Regions from separate parts of the Homo sapiens genome. Here region 2 is linked to region 1. A link is an interaction called in ENCODE POLR2A ChIA-PET data of the cell type or tissue named here. Cell type or tissue: MCF 10A. All regions are shown on one strand. Links, peaks and the distances in the headings refer to the core of each region. The heading gives the core; the rest is flanking DNA.

Region 1 (5,368 bases), core at 141-5,140:
CCAGTGGCATCCCCAAGCTGTAACCATCAAAATGTCTCCAGTTTCCTGGGGGTGGAGGGGAAGGGTGCAAAATCGCTCACAACCACTGCTCTGGACAGAGCCCTGATCCAGAAGTATAGAAGCTGCTTCACTGAAGGGGAAAGGAACTCATACTTTTAAATCGCCACAAGGTCTCGGATCCTGTGCCAGGTGCTTTCACACGCCATCTCATTCCAAAAATCCTTGTGACAATAATCATTATCTCATTTTAAAGGCAATGGAATTGAGGCTCAGAGAACAGAAATTACCTGCGCAAGGTCACAAAACTAAGCTGTCTACACGGCCCTCACACCCAAGCTCCTCCCACAATCCCATGCTGCCGCTCTATCTGCAGACCCGAGCTGCATGTCCAGGACACTTGCTGTGTGCCCAGTGATGCTGATGTTAGCCCATGAGGCTCCCACGGAATCTAGGAAGCCAGCATGGCTGTCCGCCACGTAACAGAAGATGCTGAGTTGTGAAAGGGTATGCGACCTATCCGAGGTCACAGAGCCAGAGCATGGTAGTGCAGGGTGTGCGCAGATGCACAGCCGGGTTCCTTCTACTCCATCTGTGTCATCTCCTGCCACACACACTTCCCTATACAGCCCCAGGACAGGGCCCCTCTCTGCCCTCCCCAACCCCAATCCATCTATCCCTCTCCCTGCTCCCCTGTCCTCAATGGTCTAATATAAGTCCGATTCTTGGTACATGATAGAGACTCAATAAATATCAGTTCCATTCTCCTCCACCTGGGCCCCGTATTTGCCAGGGTTTCAGTTACCTTTATCCGTTAACCTCCCTTTCCCCAACCCCAAGTGGAGCACTCTCCATGGTAACAAGGTTTCTGACGCTTCTGACGCTGCCATGAATGGAGAAACGACCATCCCCTGGATGTGCTAAGCCCAGGCCTCTAAGCAGCCTCAAGGAACCTGTCACCAGGCAGGGGAGTCCCAAGACATGACCTTCAACAAGGTTCTGCACCCAGACCAAGGCAGCAGCTGACAGGCTTGATCTCATCTGTTCAATGAGAGTCCTGGGCCAAAGGCCTGACCCTGGAGCCCCTTTCAGCACTGACTGTCCATGAACTAGGCCCTACACCAGACTACAACCAACCTTCCCTCCTGGGGACCCTTCCCTTGACCCCATTTCATAAGGAGGGTGGATTGGGAGATCCTGATGGGGCAGGAATTACAAGCTTGAATCTCCACTTCGGAAAACACATTCCTGTTCAAATCAAGTCTGAAGGTTTTCGGTTTAAAGGCACACTCAGGAGCACTGCCGGGCTCCCCCTAAAGCAGCAGGCCCCACTTTCCAAGCTGAGTCAACTGGTTCAACACCGAGAACCTGATTTATGTACAGCATGGGCCTCCAACCCTGCCCCCACCCGTGCGGGGGGAGGGGACAGGCTTCCTGGAACACCATTTGAATAAAGAAAAATCCTTCCGGTGAGAATAAGTCAGTTTCCTGCGCTCATACTGCTAAAGGACCAAGCAAGGCTGTGACAATCACCTCTATTTTTAATCTTTTCTAAATGCTGTTTTCTGTGGCCACAAGAACAGTCATTTCCAGGCGTGGGGCTCCACTTTCACACTTCGCTTCAAGGTGTCTGGTTTTTCTTAGCTCTGAACTACTAGTTTTCTCCGCTGCTTCCTGCACCAGAAGGGTACTGGGGGGAGCCAAGACTCACTTGTTGAGCGTGGCTGAGACCACCAAGGTGTCCAGGGGAACCACAGGGTCCCCCTTTCTCAGCATTAAGCGGGAGGGTTAGACTGACTGGGGGAAGAGAGACACAATCTCAGACCCCAGGGCTGAAATACGGCGGCCGCCTCCACTCCCTCCTGGGTTCTGTCTTCCCCACAGCCGTCCACCCACCTATCTTCACGCCATGCAGCAATCGGGCCCCGGAGGACCGCGCCCCAGCCTCCCCGATCACTCGGTTACTCAGATGCGGCTCACCTCCGCCCTGCCGCCGACCCAGCCCCGCCATAGGCCCGATTTCCTGCAAGGGAGGGACGGAGTGCTGGGGCCCCAAGGAAGGGACAGCGTGAGGGGACGAGGAGGCAAGGAGGGAAGAGGGCGCGGGACCTGCGGGGGTGCCGAGGGAGCCCGTCCACCGGGTCCAGGGGCCTGCGGGACGGCGCTGCAGAAGAAGGCGCCAGGGCTGGGGACGAGGGACCCAGGGAGACTGGGACTCAAGGGAGCACGGCCCAGGGAAGCCGGGTCGGCAGGGAGCTGGAGGCTGACCTGAGGGGGCCAAGGGTCGGAGACAGGGGAGGCCCGCCCGAAAGGGCCCGAGAAGGTGGGAAGGTGGGAAGGTGAGAAGGCCGCGCGCAGGCCCGGACGCCGCGTCAGGGAAGGATATTGCCGCAGGAGCCCGTCCACCTCGCTCGGGTCCGGGCCTGGCTCCGCCGCCGCCGCCGCCGCCTCCTCCTGCTCGTCCACAAATTTGTTCTCGTCAAATTCGTCGATGTCCACCCGGCGGAAGCGCGAGGACAGCGTGTTCCGGGCCATGGCGGGAGCTCGGCGCCCGCTCAGCCGGCTCCGCTCGCGGCCCGACCTCGGCTCTGCTCCGCTCGCACCGGCTCCTGCTCGGGGGCGGGAAGCGGCTGCCCGGCTGCTCCCAGCACCTCCTCCACCGCCTCCGCGCGCAGCCGCCGCCGCCCGCCCACTTCCGGCACCCGCCGGATCCGGAAGCGCCGTCAGGGGCGGGGCGGAGCCTGGCACCTGGAGTGCGGTATGGGATCACCGCAGCCTCCCCCACCTCAGTGTCCCTTCCACGGAGTCTCTATTTTGTCACTGAGGATCGGGCGCCCGGCATCTGTGCAGGCCCCGCCTCGTGTGTGCCGTAACTGCGCTGGTTCCCCGGCTTTCCCGCGCCTCCGAGGAGCCCCTGGCCTCAGCGGGGCCGGGCGCGTGCTCCCGGGGTGATCCCTGCCGGTACTGGGGAAGGCTGGGCCCCCGGGAGAAGGCTCGCGGCTCTACTTCTCGAGTGCCGGGCAGGCTTCTTGGAGAAGAAACCTTCGAGCTGATGACTGAGGGATGAGTAGGAGTTCCTGTGCCCGGGGAGTGGCGCGGGAGGCGCCTGTGTCTCGGAGCCTTGAACGCCACCACACTTAGTACGAGGAGGCCGCCTGTACACAGAGGTGACCCTCTTAAAGGAGTAGGGGGCTTTAAATACGTTTAGTGCGATCACGGGACTGACAAGACGTTGAAGACGTTGTGACTCGAGGGATTCTGCGACCCCACGTGTGTAGCAGTCACCTTGGCCAGGCAGTTGGGGGCGCCAGGAGAGGGAGATGGCCCTGTGGCCACCGTCCTGGCAGGAGAGGCCTGGCTGGAGAGGCACATCTTGACAGAAACCAAATTCTCAGAATCTGAGATGGGGGAAAGCGGTTTAGGGAAGTCAAGGACGACTCTGAGGTGCCAGATTTGGTGCCTGGGCTGTTATCCCAGGGGTTCTGTTAATTGATCTTAGCCTTAGGGTAAGTAAAATGGGTCTTTTTATATAATAGTGTGAAAACTATTTTCATCTAATAGTACTCTTTTTAATAAAAGTCAGTAGTTGGAATGTGATTCATTTTTGCTGCTTCGAATACCTCTCATTGAACTGTGTCTAAAGATAAAAAAAATATTGCCAGACTATGATGCAACCTTATCTTCGGTGGTAAGGATACAGACTCCCATAGTGGGAAACTAGTGGTGAAGAAGTCTCTGCCTGTAATCCTCAGCACTTTGGGAGCCGAGGTGGGCGGATCACCTGAGGTCAGAAGTTTGAGACCAGCCTGACCAAAATGCTGAAACCCCGTGTCTACTAGAAATACAAAATTAGCCGGGCGTGCTGGCGCATGCCTGTAATCCCAGCTACTCGGGAGGCTGAGGCAGGAGAATCGCTTGAAACCGGTAGGTAGAGGTTGCACTGAGCTGAGATCGCGCCATTACGCTCCAGCCTGAGCGACAAGAGCAAAACTCCGTCTCAAAAAAAAAAAAAAAAAAGAAAAGAAAAGAAAAGTCTCAGGGGTCCTGGAAACATGCAAAGCCCACCTGCAATACAGTTCCATATCTGGGAAAAAATATTTGTGATTCAGGTCTGCCACGAGACAGCAGAAATTCATATCCCCAGAACATCCTGGTCAGAAGGAACTTGAACCCAGAAATGCCCATTTTACAAGTAAAGAAACAGCCCCCAAAGAAACTAGTAAATGGAATAATGTCCCAGCTCATGGTCATGGACTTTCATTCCAGCCAGGGAGACACAATTTAAAAATCCATATTATACGATGTCAGGGCTGACAGTGTTGAGAGGGAAAAAAACCATGCAGTGCCTGAGTGTGCCTTAGATAAAGTGATCAAAGGAGGTGTCCTGGCCGGGCGCAGTGGCTCACACCTGTAATCCCAGCACTTTGGGAGGCCCAGGGGGCAGATCACCTGAGGTCAGGAATTCGAGACCAGCCTGGCCAACATGGTGAAAACCCATCTCTACAAAAACACAACAATTAGCTAGGCATGATGGCGCACACCTGTAATCCCAGCTACTCGGGAAGCTGAGCGGGGAGAATCGCTTGAACCCAGGAGGCAGAGGTTGCAGTGAGCTGAGATCACACCATTGCACTCCAGCCTGGGCGATGGAGTGAGATACCATCTCAAAAAAAAAAAAAAAAAAGGTGTCCCTGAGGAGGTGACACTAGACAGAGACTGGAAGGAAATGAAGGAGGCAACTAAGCGAAGGCTCAGAGGTTGGGGTGGGCTCAGTATATTCGAGAAACAGCCAGGAACAGAAGAGAGATGAGGTGGGGGTTGGGAGGAGAGTAGGGCTCTGTAGGCCGAGGAAAGGACTCAGTCTTAATTCAAATGGGACAGCCCTGGAAATTCTGAGCAGAACAGTAATAGATCAGAAGTCTGAATTGTTTGAAAAGGGCCTTCTAAGCAGCTGTATTGAGAACACATCTGGGATCGAGAACCAAAGTAGAGAGGTGATTTAGATGGTGACAGCAACCATCCAGGGGACAGACAGTGGTAGCCCAACCAGGCAGGGGCCAATGAGGATGGTGGGAACAAGCTGGGTAAATTTTTTTTTAATTTTTTTGAGACGGAGTTTTGCTCTTATTGCCCAGGCTGGACTGCAATGGGGCTATCTCAGTTCACCGCAACCTCTGCCTCCCGGGTTCAAGCAATTCTGCCTCAGCCTCCCGAGTAGCTGGGATTACAGGCATGCGCCACCATGCCTGGCTAATTTTGTATTTTTAGTAGAAACGGGGTTTCTCCATGTTGGCTGGCCTAGTGTTGAACTCCTGACCTCAGGTGATCTGCCCACCTCGGCCTCCCAAAGTGCTGGGATTACAGGCATGAG
Region 2 (5,368 bases), core at 142-5,141, 51 kb after region 1:
GCTCTCTTGGTTTCTTCTTCTGCGGCAGCCAACCCAGAGGTTGCTTTCCTGGGTACAGCCTGGGATCCGATACACCTCTTCTTTCTCTGACTTGTGGTGCATGCATCAGCCCCCAGATTCGCCCTGCCATGCCGGGTCCACACCAGCTGCGGGGTGCTCCTTCCAAGTGCCAGGAGGGTGATGGGCAGGGGGCCTCTACCTGGAATGCATGGCACAATCTCCTGGGGAGCGTTTAAAACCCACCCAAAATGGGCCGGGCGCAGTGGCTCATGCCTGTAATCCCAGCACTTTGGGAGGCCGGGGTGGGTGGAACACCTGAAGTCAGGAATTCGAGACCAGCCTGGCCAACATGGTGAAATCCTGTCTCTACCAAAAATACAAAAATTAGGCTGGGCACGGTGGCTCATGCCTGTAACCCCAGCACTTTGGGAGGCCGAGGCTGGCAAATCATGAGGTCAGAAATTCGAGACCAGCCTGACCAACACGGTGAAATCCTCTCTACTAAAAATACAAAAATTAGCTGGGTGTGGTGGTGTGCACCTGTAATCACAGCTACTCAGGAGGCTGAGGGAGGAGAATCTCTTCAACCCAGGAGGCAGAGTTTACAGTGAGCCAAGATTTCGCCACTGCACTCCAGCGTGGGTAACAGAGTGAGACTCCGTCTCTAAATAAATAAATAAAACCCGCCCAAAACGGCTGGGCACCATGGCTCATGCCTGTAATTCCAGCACATTGGAGGCTAAAGCAGGAAGATGGCTTGAGGTCAGGAGTTTGAGACCAGCCTGGGCAACATAGTGAGACCTCATCTCTATAAAAAAATTTTAAAAACTTAGCTGGGAATGGTGGTGTGTGCCTGTTGCCCCAGCTACTTGGGAGGCTGAGGCTGGAGCATAGCCTGAGCATGGGAGGTAGAGGCTGCATTGTGCCATGATTGCACCACTGCACTCCAGCCTGGGCAACAGAGTGAGACCCTGTCTCGAAATAAATAAACAAATAAATAAAACTAAATAAAACCCTCCAAATTTTGGTCCTCGCTCCCACGGACTGGTATATGGTCCAGGGTGGCGTCTGAGCACCAGCATCTTTTGAAACTCTCCAGTGATTCTGACATGAGCCTATGTGGGCTGAGGTCGAGGACGATTGGTGCAGCTTTTTGAGAGGGTGGCACTGCAGCTCAGCCACTTCCAGCTGTGTGGGTGGCCTTAAACACTGTAGCAGCCTGTGCCTCAGTTTCCTCATTTGTGAAATGTGGGCAGCAACGGTACCAATTTTATGGGGCTACTGGGAGGATTCAATGAGATAGTGCCATAAAGAATCAGCACCACACCTGGCTTAGAGCAAAGGCTTGGACGATGTAGCTCCTGCAGATGGTTCCTACTCATTCCTTTCCCACACTGGCCACGGGGAGATTTGGAACCTTGAAGTCGCAGGAAAAAAGTCTAAAGAGCAGAGAGGGCCCTCTCGAGGACTGTACCACCTGAGGTGACCAGGGGAGGCTCCCTTGCCCTGATCCAAAGCTGGTTGGGAGGTGTGGGCCGCTCCGTGGCTCCTGTGCGGATTCCCATGGCTCCTGTGGCTCCGGGAGCAGCCCACACTCCTTAGCAAGGCACATGGAGGCCCCGGGCTCTCCACTCTTCCAGCAGTAAAGCTCAGCGAGAGGGTGTGGTTGAGTGTGGCTTCCCTGCTCCCAGCAGGCTCTCAAGGGCAGGGAAGGGACTTGCTGAACATGGTGCTTCTGAGCCTGGCACACGGAAGGTATGTGTCATGGTGCACAGCCCACAGCACATGACATGCAGACCTGCCAGGACAGAGAGCAGATGCTCTGAGCAGAGAACCACCTGGTCACAACCCTGACAGTGGCCACCACTTCCTGAACGCCCACCGTGCACTGAGCCTCAGGCTAAGAGCTTACTCACAATCGCCCGGTGACTGCTCTTTTTGGCATGTGATGTTGTCCGCCAGGATGATAAAGGTCAGAGATAAGCCTGTCCAGCCCCCGAGCCCACAGAGCTCTATGGCCTCAGCCTCTGTGGGCCACAGGCTTGCCTTGAACACTGGATCAGGGCACAGCCAGCCGTGTGCCTGCCATATCCAGTGCTGTGAGTGTTATTGCCACAGACAAGAGAAAGGCCACAGCTTTTTTTTGTAGTTGCAGACTGGGGTGGGGGTTTTTAGGCAGGTGTTTTTCTCTGAAGATGGGTTTTCTCATTTTCCTAGAACCGCAAGATGAAGAGAGTCGCCGTTAATATCCTGTCTGCTCTCCAGCCTCCATGATCTGAGATGGCATTCTAGAGATTTCTGTGTGGAACCTGACTTAACAAATATTGCTGCACAAATAAATGAAAGAAGTGTAGCTTGTGCAGCGGCCATGGCTTCAGAGCCAAGGGTGGCTGGCTCAGGAGTTCATGTAGGAACTTGCCCAAGGTTTCAACATACATCAGTTGGTTATCTGAGGACATACGTTGAGAATCTCCTGGGTGCTGACACAGTGGGGAACGAGGTCTGTTCTCACAGAGCTCACAGAGGGGAGATGGATGTGAAGCAGGTAAACTCATAAATTAATAGTAATTAGTGGCCAGGCATGGTGGCTCAAGCCTGTAATCCCAGCACTTTGGGAGGCCGAGGCAGGTGGATCACCTGAGGTCAGGAGTTCAAGACCAGCCTGGCCAACGTGGTGAAACCCCTTCTCTATTAAAAATACAAAAATTAGCCAGGCTTGGTGGTGGGTGCCTGTAATCCCGGCTATGTGGGAGGCTGAGGCAGGAGAATCTCTTGAACCCAGGAGGCGGAGGGTGCAGTGAGCTGAGACCGTGCCACTGTACTCCAGCATGGGGGACGGAACAAGACTCCGTTTTAAAAAAAAAAAAAGACAGAGTCTTGCTCTGTTTCCCAGGCTCAAGTGATCTTCCCACCTTAGCATCCTGAGTAGCTGGGACTATAGGTATGCACCACCATGCCTGGCTAATTTTTTAGTATTTTGCAGAGACAGGGTCTTACTGTGTTGCCCAGGCTGATCTAAAAATTCCTGGGCTTAAGTGATCCTCCCGCTTCAGGCCCCCAAAGTGCTGGGATTACCAGTGTGAGCCACCACGCTGGACCTCTGGCTGGGGTCTTAAGCCAGGAAAAATGGGGTAGTGGGGAGCAGATGGGACAGGCTGGTGAAGGGCTCAAGGAGCGATGTCATGATCCAGGTCACCCAAAGCCCAGCCATTTTGGCTTGCATGGGACTAGAGTCAGCCCCAGGGGTGTGTGCAGGGTGAGAAGGATGTGGCTCCAGTGGCCACTGCAGTGGTGGAGTGGCATTGCTGTTATGTTTCTGGTTGGTGTGTCTATGGAGAGCAGGACCCCTATCATTGCCAGGGGCTACAGGGACAGTGCCCAGGTCTGCCAAATCTGGCCTCCCACTGGGGGAGGCTGCGGAGGGAGGTCTGGCTGAGCAAGTGTGTCTGTGGGCATCTGTGCATCTGTGTATGTGGGGGTGGAGATGGTCTTAATCCAAGTCCACCCATGAGTAGTTGAGACAGCTCCTCTAAGCTGCCATGTGAGGGCCTGAATCATATGGGAGAGAGCTGTTCCCTTTCCATCCATTCCATCTCTCTGAGTATATTGAGGACAGTGTCCACTTGCTGCCACTTTCTGTCCACTGTACCCTTGACGTCCCGTAAACACTTGCTAATCTTCCTTTTTTTTTTTTTTTTCTTTTGAGATGAAGTCTCGGTCTGTCACCCAGGCTGGAGTGCAGTGGCGCAATCTTGGCTCACTGCAACCTCCGCCTCCCGGGTTCAAGCAATTCTCCTGCCTCAGCCTCCCAAGTAGCTGGGAGGCACGCACCACCACACCTGGCTAAATTTTGTATTTTTAGTAGATACGGGGTTTCGCCGTGTTCACCAGGCTGGTCTCGAACTCCTGACCTCAGGTGATCCGCCTGTCTCAGCCTCCCAAAGTGCTGGGATTACAGGCGTGAGCCACCACACCTGGCCTCTAATCTTCCTTTTTAACGAAGGGCGATGGGGCCTGAGGGCTAGTGGATACAGTCTGTATTGGAAGGCAACTGTGGTGCTTGTTGTCAATGTAGCATCCCAGTTTGTGGTCATTGCCACTGGCTTTCTTTTTACTATTGTAATATACATCTTCCTCCTTAAACATTTGTTTAAAAGCATTTTTTAAATAAAGTTTCCTTTAATTTTACTAAAATCATTTTAGTGAAAAGAATGGAATCATCTGAAAGAGAAACAGTAAGTCATGCTGAAGTTGGAAAAGGGAAATGGGAAAAATCACCAAGAGGGGTTGTGAATGACTGCAGTTTGGGCCACATGGGACTATGCGACCTCCAAGGTCCCCTCCCCAATTCCATGATACGCTCTTTTTCCTAGGAAAGCATTCTTTTTTTTTTTTTTTTTTTTGAGACGGAGTCTCGCTCTGTCGCCCAGGCTGGAGTGCAGTGGCACGAGCTCGGCTCACTGCAAGCTCCGCCTCCCGGGTTCATGCCATTCTCCTGCCTCAGCCTCCCGAGTAGCTGGGACTACAGGTGCCCATCACCACGCCTGGCTACTTTTTTTGTATTTTTAGTAGAGACAGGGTTTCTCCGTGTTAACCAGGATGGTCTCGATCTCCTGACCTCGTGATCCACCTGCCTTGGCTTCCCAAAGTGCTGGGATTACAGGTGTGAGCCACAGCACCCTGCCAGCCTTTCTTTTCTTTTTCTTTTTTTTTTTTCCTTACCTTTCCCTTGGCCCCACATTCTCTGACCCAGGAGTGAGTGTACCCTGCACCTCTCTCTGCAGTTGGCACAGGAAGGCAGGGAAGGGGCCGAGGCTAGTGTCTGAACACCTTTGGGAACACCTGGCTTGTCTTCTCCACTCGGCGGGGTCTGGCTTTCAGTCTCAGTTGGATTCTGCACAGCTCACCACTCCAATTAGTTCCATCGGCAGTGTAGCAACAATGCCAGTTCTCATAACAAACTCTTTATTTTTTATTTTTATTTTTTTGCATGCCACAACGCCTGGCTACTTTTGTTTATTTTTTGTAGAGAGGAGGTCTCACTATGTTGCCCAGGATGGTCTTGAACTCCTGGTCTCAAGTGATCCTCCCACCTCAGCCTCCCAAAGTGCTGGGATTACGCGCATGAGCCACCATGCCCGGCCTCCAATTCCCATTCAGCTAACAGCGTACTTAATCTCCCATCCACCTACCCCATTCATTTTTCCACACCATCAGTTCCTTCCAATGCCTGATCATGAATTTTTTTTTTTACTTTTTTATTATTATTTTTTTTTTTTTGAGATGGAGTCTTGCTTTGTCACCCAGACTGGAGTGTGGTGGCGCCATCTTGGCTCACTGCAACCTCCCAGGTTCAAGCAACTCTCCT

What was found. ChIA-PET counts read pairs that join two places held together with the same protein. Peaks named below come from ENCODE experiments on the same cell type or tissue, not always from the same donor. Only the 100,000 strongest peaks of a DNase experiment are listed, where the experiment ranks them.
Region 2: POLR2A ChIA-PET joins it to region 1 with 10 read pairs; 13 of 35 experiments call an interaction of 5 or more read pairs at or near these places.

The regions. Positions count from the first base shown.
Region 1 is chr9:124,866,455-124,871,822 of GRCh38, reverse strand. It overlaps ARPC5L (actin related protein 2/3 complex subunit 5 like), which reads right to left. Exons shown (of 6, transcript NM_030978.3): 3 at 2,384-3,395. The coding sequence starts at 2,532. Among named protein-coding and RNA genes, the nearest start is that of ARPC5L, 7.0 kb to the right of the region's middle. RefSeq lists enhancers at 928-977, 1,438-1,877, 3,278-3,357 and silencers at 2,098-2,147, 2,408-2,977. In MCF 10A, for the core only: no CTCF peak of the experiment used is centred there; a DNase peak (open chromatin) is centred at 2,702.
Region 2 is chr9:124,815,292-124,820,659 of GRCh38, reverse strand. No RefSeq gene overlaps it. Among named protein-coding and RNA genes, the nearest start is that of WDR38, 35 kb to the left of the region's middle. In MCF 10A, for the core only: no CTCF peak of the experiment used is centred there; DNase peaks (open chromatin) are centred at 1,859 and 2,419.